Linked DNA regions of Homo sapiens: region 2 is linked to region 1. Evidence: chromatin loops called from intact Hi-C (ENCODE). Cell type or tissue: Calu3. All regions are shown on one strand. Links, peaks and the distances in the headings refer to the core of each region. The heading gives the core; the rest is flanking DNA.

The links. Hi-C counts contacts between places; a loop is a spot of excess contacts. Peaks named below come from ENCODE experiments on the same cell type or tissue, not always from the same donor. Only the 100,000 strongest peaks of a DNase experiment are listed, where the experiment ranks them.
Region 2: a loop joins it to region 1, with 9 times the contacts of the local background. A loop is called at or near these places in 4 of 110 quality-filtered maps.

What each region holds. Positions count from the first base shown.
Region 1 is chrX:73,085,267-73,088,191 of GRCh38, forward strand. No RefSeq gene overlaps it. Among named protein-coding and RNA genes, the nearest start is that of PABPC1L2A, 7.2 kb to the left of the region's middle. In Calu3, for the core only: no CTCF peak of the experiment used is centred there; a DNase peak (open chromatin) is centred at 1,675.
Region 2 is chrX:73,849,178-73,852,102 of GRCh38, forward strand. XIST (X inactive specific transcript) reads right to left here. Exons shown (of 6, transcript NR_001564.3): 1 at 1-2,925. Among named protein-coding and RNA genes, the nearest start is that of XIST, 2.1 kb to the right of the region's middle. RefSeq lists enhancers at 1,662-1,711, 2,142-2,391, 2,255-2,756. In Calu3, for the core only: no CTCF peak of the experiment used is centred there; a DNase peak (open chromatin) is centred at 1,394.

The DNA.
Region 1 (2,925 bases), core at 278-2,777:
TTCTAACACACGCTTGAAGCCTTAACTCATGCCCTTCTTTGTTATAATTTTAGGCAGTTCACAAAACTGATTTTATAACAATATACCTACAGATACACCCCAGGCCATGACTTAAGAGTTGTGCTTACTTTGGTCAAGGTACTTTACCCCCCTTTTTTCCATCTTAGCTTTGGAGTCCCCATCTGTACAAAGGGATATTTATAAGGATAACAAGTGATAATGTATGGTAAATGTTTTTCACAGTGCCTGGCATGCATTCAATGCCCAATACAAGAGACTCCTTATTAATCTTATTGCCCTCTGTCCTGGGGTTGTGCTTGTTCAGCTGGTTTTTGAAGGTCCAGTGTCTTGTCTTTCTGGTGCTCCAGGCAGCCTGGAATTTTCTCTCTAACCAGGAGCAAAGTGTCAGTACAGAGGGAGTCTGATCCTCTGGGTTCTCTGGCCTGAACTCGCTTAGCTCACACTCTCATTGAGCTTCTCTGTACTAGTCCCAACCATAGGACCTTTTAATGATCCAGTTATTTATTTTCTGGAGGCTCAGGGTCCGCACATTAATTAACACATGAAAGCATGGCATTTTCTGTACTCAAGGAAACCACCCAGAAGATTTAATAACACTATCTCAACAAAATGGGGTATTGAGACAGGAGAGAATTTTCTGTCAACTGCTATTCATCCTTTTGAGCAACATCTTGGGGGCCATTTGAGAGGTAATTTACTGTAAGGTAATACACTCCTTCAGCTTCTTTGCTGCAGGCTACTGAACACACTTTGATGTCTCCATGATGTCTCTGGAACAATATTACCAATATTCACCATTGTGATGTGATGCATGCATGGATTACTGAAGCGTGAGTTGGCTGATCTCCAGTATCATGAGCTGCTGATCAATTTTAGGTTTTCGCTTTGTTTAATAGATGTAAAACGAAATCTCCTTCAATGTGGTAAAATCTTGCTAATGTCAAGGTGATTAACCTTGGGACTTCCTCCCATACAGATCATCTTTTTAAAACTGTCTCCAAATAATAGTTCTTAATTAAAAATATATATGTATGCACATGGTAAATATAATAGTGATGATCAGAAAGTACAAAGGAGCTTATGATAAAAAACAAAGATTCAAGGTCCCATCACTTCCTACTCCCCAACTGTGCTTCCCAGAGTAGACCACTTTAACAATTTCTGTTTGCAGTGTTCTGACCATTACCTCCTTATATCTAAAGAAAATGCCTAATCTGCTAATTCAATAATTCATCAACTTCAGACATCATCAAGTGACCATCCTCTACCAGAGAGGAGGATTTAACTCACTCACACTATCTTCAATCTGCCCTGTCTTTCCTTCTGGCAATTTTTATACCTTTTGATCTTTAGTTCTTCTATTGGTGACTCCAGTGACTTTAAGTGATATGCTTAACTCTCAGTCTCTAGCGTACACCTTCGTCAGTTTCCCATAAAATAAGGATGTTAGCACCCCTCCCCTTCCCTTAGCCTCTCCTCCCTCTTTCTATATCCTCTTTTCCAAACAGACTGCTGCTCATTGACATCCACTTCTGAAAACTTAGTTGAATTATTTGGGCTTTGAAAAGCAACACAAGCCTTTTACCCTTTAATGAATCTCTAATAATGTTGTCCACAAGGGTCACATTTCTTCACACTTTAAGGTGGGCCACTAGAGGGCGGTTAATCCTGATGTAAATTAAATTAAAAAAAATTAATTAATGTAGACAGGAGGACTAAGTGCAGGAGATGTTTTGTATGACACAGAAACTATATTTAGTAACAATTTATTGTATACTTAAACATTGGTGAAAGTAGATTTTAAATATTTTCATCACAAAATGTATGTGAGATAATGAATGTTTTAATTTGATTTACTTTCCCAAATCTATACATATAACAAAATATCATATTGTGTATTACGTATTTATATAGTCAATTGTAACATCAGTTACTTTACTTTTTAAAATAAAATCAATTAATGTAACCCATCACTTCAACAGGCTAAAGAAGAAAAATCACATGACTATATCAGCGGATGAAGAAAAAGTGTTTGACAAAATCCAACTCTCATTCATGAGCAAAACCCCAAATAATCGAGACATACAGGATAACTTCCTCATCTTGGTAAATAATATCTTCAAAAGAAATACAGCTAACATGATAGTCAATGGTTGGAAATTTGAAGCTTTCTTTCTAAGAGCAGGAACAAAGTAAGAATGTCCCCTCTCACCATTGCTTTCTACATTTTACTGGAAGTCTTAGATAATTCTATAGGACAATAAAAATGTAAGTATACAGATTAAGAAGGAATACATGCAATTGTCTTCGTTCACAAATGACAAGATCTATGTTAAAAAATCCAAAAGAGTCAACAAAAAATACCTCCTGGAACTAATAAATGATTATAACAAGGTTTTAGAATAGAAGGTTAATGGCCGGGCGTTGTGGCTCACATCTGTAACCCTAGCACTTTGGGAGGCCGAGGCGGGCAGATTATCTGAGGTCAGGAGTTCAAGACCAGCCTGGTCAACAAGGTGAAACCCCGTCTCTACTAAAAATACAAAAAATTAGCCGGGTGCAGTGGCCCGCACCTGTAAAATCCTAGCTGCTTGGGAGGCTGAGGCAGGAGAATCGCTTGGACCTGGGAGGTATAGGTTGCAGTGAGCCAAGATCATGCCACTGTACTCCAGCCTGGGCAACAGAGTGAAACTTCTTTTCAGCAATATATATACAAGTTTAATATGAAAAGTGTCCGTTGTTTTCCTATATACAAGAAATGAAAAAGTAGAATTTTAATCTGCAGATCAATTTGGAGAGTAGTGGCATCTTAACATTATAAGTCTCCCAATCTATTAACATGTAATGTTGTTCCATTTATCTTCTTTAATGTCTTTCAGCAATGTTTGGTAGTTATCAGAGTAT
Region 2 (2,925 bases), core at 206-2,705, 760 kb after region 1:
GCAATTACTACTTTGTTCTTTAATTGTCCAAGAACAGCAGGATTCTCCAGAAGCACAGCAAAAAGCGCAGTAGGGTGCCTTTGTTTAATAGGCAAAGCTATGACAATTGGGACTGAGCATTTTAACTGTCCAACAAAAGACGGGTTGTCTGCGACCCCCTGCTGAATGCAAATGGGGTTCAGAGTGCTGTCTAATCCAATGGGTAGGATTATTGGCAATTAGAATTTTACTCAATGCAAAGAGTTTTAGGTGGCCAACACAGTACACAAGAAAAGATCACTACTCAAAATTGGGACTGTGACTACAGAAGCAATGACAGAGAAATGGTTTCTCCTTTAAGGGCAGGGGATCGAGAAAATGATAAGTAACTCAAATTGTGGGCAATAATGCTCTGATAGAAAGCTCTCAATTGACATTCCCTAACTTCAACGTACCGAGTAAGGAAATTCTTTGTCCTGAGATCACAGACAAATGGGATTGTATGCATTAACTGAAAATGGTCAAGGAGTCAGTACTGAAGATCAGCAATGCCAAGGGTAAACGGAATATCCCAGTATAATAGGATAAGCAATGGACAACTTATTTTGAGCACTGAATCAATGAAAATTAGAGTGACTTTCGAGAGAAGCTGGGCGGGACTGAGGAACTAGGACTGGGACTGGGGCTAGGGCTGGGGGGTTAGGGGACTGGGGCTGGGGCAGGGCTGGGGCGGGGTGGGAGTAGGGCTGGGGCTAGACTAGGGGTTTGCTGGGAGCAGGGCTGGGGAGGAACTGGATGCTAGGCAGGCAGGATACAACGAAAAATTGAAATACTCCAATATAATAAGTCTGAATAGAGGACACCAGACCACAGCAATTCAAGTTTCCTGTCTGATAAGTAGGTGATTAGTCAATTAGTGCAGCATCAAGGATGGGAACAAAGCAAGGCCTGGACCTGTGTAAACCTTCAAACACTCTTTTTTACATTAGGTCATGAAGTTAAATTTTTTACTGTTTCTGTGCTACAGACTCTTCAAAGGAAAATAGTTAAGTCAATTTCAAAGAAAATGACCAGCACATTTTTAAAACATTAGAAATGATTTGACTTTGACTATCTACTGCCAAAAAAAGGTTAAGGAATTTGTAATGAGAAGCTAAAAACTTTAAGGAATTTTAAGGAACTCAAAACAAAAACTCATTAAATGTAATTAAAGTGAATTCTACAAATAAAGCCTCTTAATACATTTCTATAATAGTCACTTAAGACTTAAATTCAAACACTAGCAAACCACAAAATCAGACTGTATGACTGACATCCAAAAGATAAATATAAATCAAAATCCGACCCCAGCATTAGCCAAGGGGTAGGTGTTCCTCTTGAGGAAGGCAGGAATTCCTCTTCTGCCACCTGTTGGCCAACGATCATCTGTGATCCATTCTGGTCCTTGCCACGGCTCACCACCATGTCCACACCAAGCAGGCCTGGAGCACTGCCCATGGCAACAGTGCAGTGCAGGGCAGACCAGAGGGGGGTAGGGGGGTAGGGGGGTAGGGGGGTGGGGAGGTGGGGGGTGGGGGGTGGGGGTGGGGAGTTGGGGGGGTTGGGGGGTGGGGGGGGAGGTATACTTAGCCTTAGGTGAGGCACCAATACAGAGGAATGGAGGGAGGTTCAGACCACACAGCCAGATATCCAGCACTGCAAGAGGCAGCACTGGACAGGAGGGGACAAATAAGAGGGGACAGAGGTGGAAAGGCTAAATGTCCTTGAAAAGACCTTGAAAACACCTGGTGTACCGCCCACTGGGAGACATACACGTGGCCCCTCCACTTCTTTCTCCTGACTGGCTAAAGACAGCTGCGAAGTGCCATGCTAATTCACCCAGGTCTTCGCTGAGTAGCTGGACAGTGTGTCATCAGTCTAATTCCATCTTCTGCTCTAATTGGCTGTGATCAATTCCACCCCCATTTCTAATTGGTTGGGTTATGCAGCAATCCAGCACTGTCCATCCCACCTTTTCTCCCGCTCTGCGTGGCACTAGGCGGCAAAACCCGCCATCTTTAACAATGCGGCAAGCCCGCCATGATGTCCACGTGACAAAAGCCATGATATACATATGACAACGCCTGCCATATTGTCCCTGCGGCAAAACCCAACACGAAAAGCACACAGCAAAGACAAAGAGGCCCGCCATGTTTTACACTGCGGCAAGACCTTCAGCCGCCATCTTTTCCTGTGTGACCGCACATGTCCACCACCATGCTAACCACTTAACAAAGCCTCGCCCATCATGATGTGGCCTTCCCGCCACTTGAACACTGCGACAGAACTGGATCCGCCATTTTGGACAACCTAACAAAGCACAGCCCGCCATGCTGAGCAATGCCGCAATGTCAAAATCGCCATTTTAAGCCCTGCACCTTAGTCTTTCCTAACCTTCCATTTTTAACTAGTCCCTTGTACTGATAAAAGATGATTCTTACTGCCTCCCGATACAACAATCACGCAAAGCTCCTAACAAGCCCCAAATCAATTCATTCAGATAGGTTTAGCTCATGCAATGCACATGACTTCCTCTGCCTGACCTGCTATCATCCATCTTGCCTCCCTAGTTTAACTTAGCACAAACGACTAGCCCTAAGCCGAGTTATGCGGCAAGTCTAAAATGGCGGCCACTTTTCCTCCACAATCTGAACACGCCCTTAGCTTAACTGCAGAGTCATTCTCTGCCAAAGCGGTAGGTACACTCACACACCACCAAATGATCAGCAGCAAAAAAAAGTGTAGATATTCCAGAGAGTGCAACAACCCACAAAACCAACATTTTTTCATCCATAAAAAGCACCGATGGGCGATGAAAAAAAAAAATCAAAGCAGGTATCCGCGGCCCCGATGGGCCAGAAAAACAAAAATTAAAGCAGGTATCCGAGGCCCCGATGGGCAAGGAAA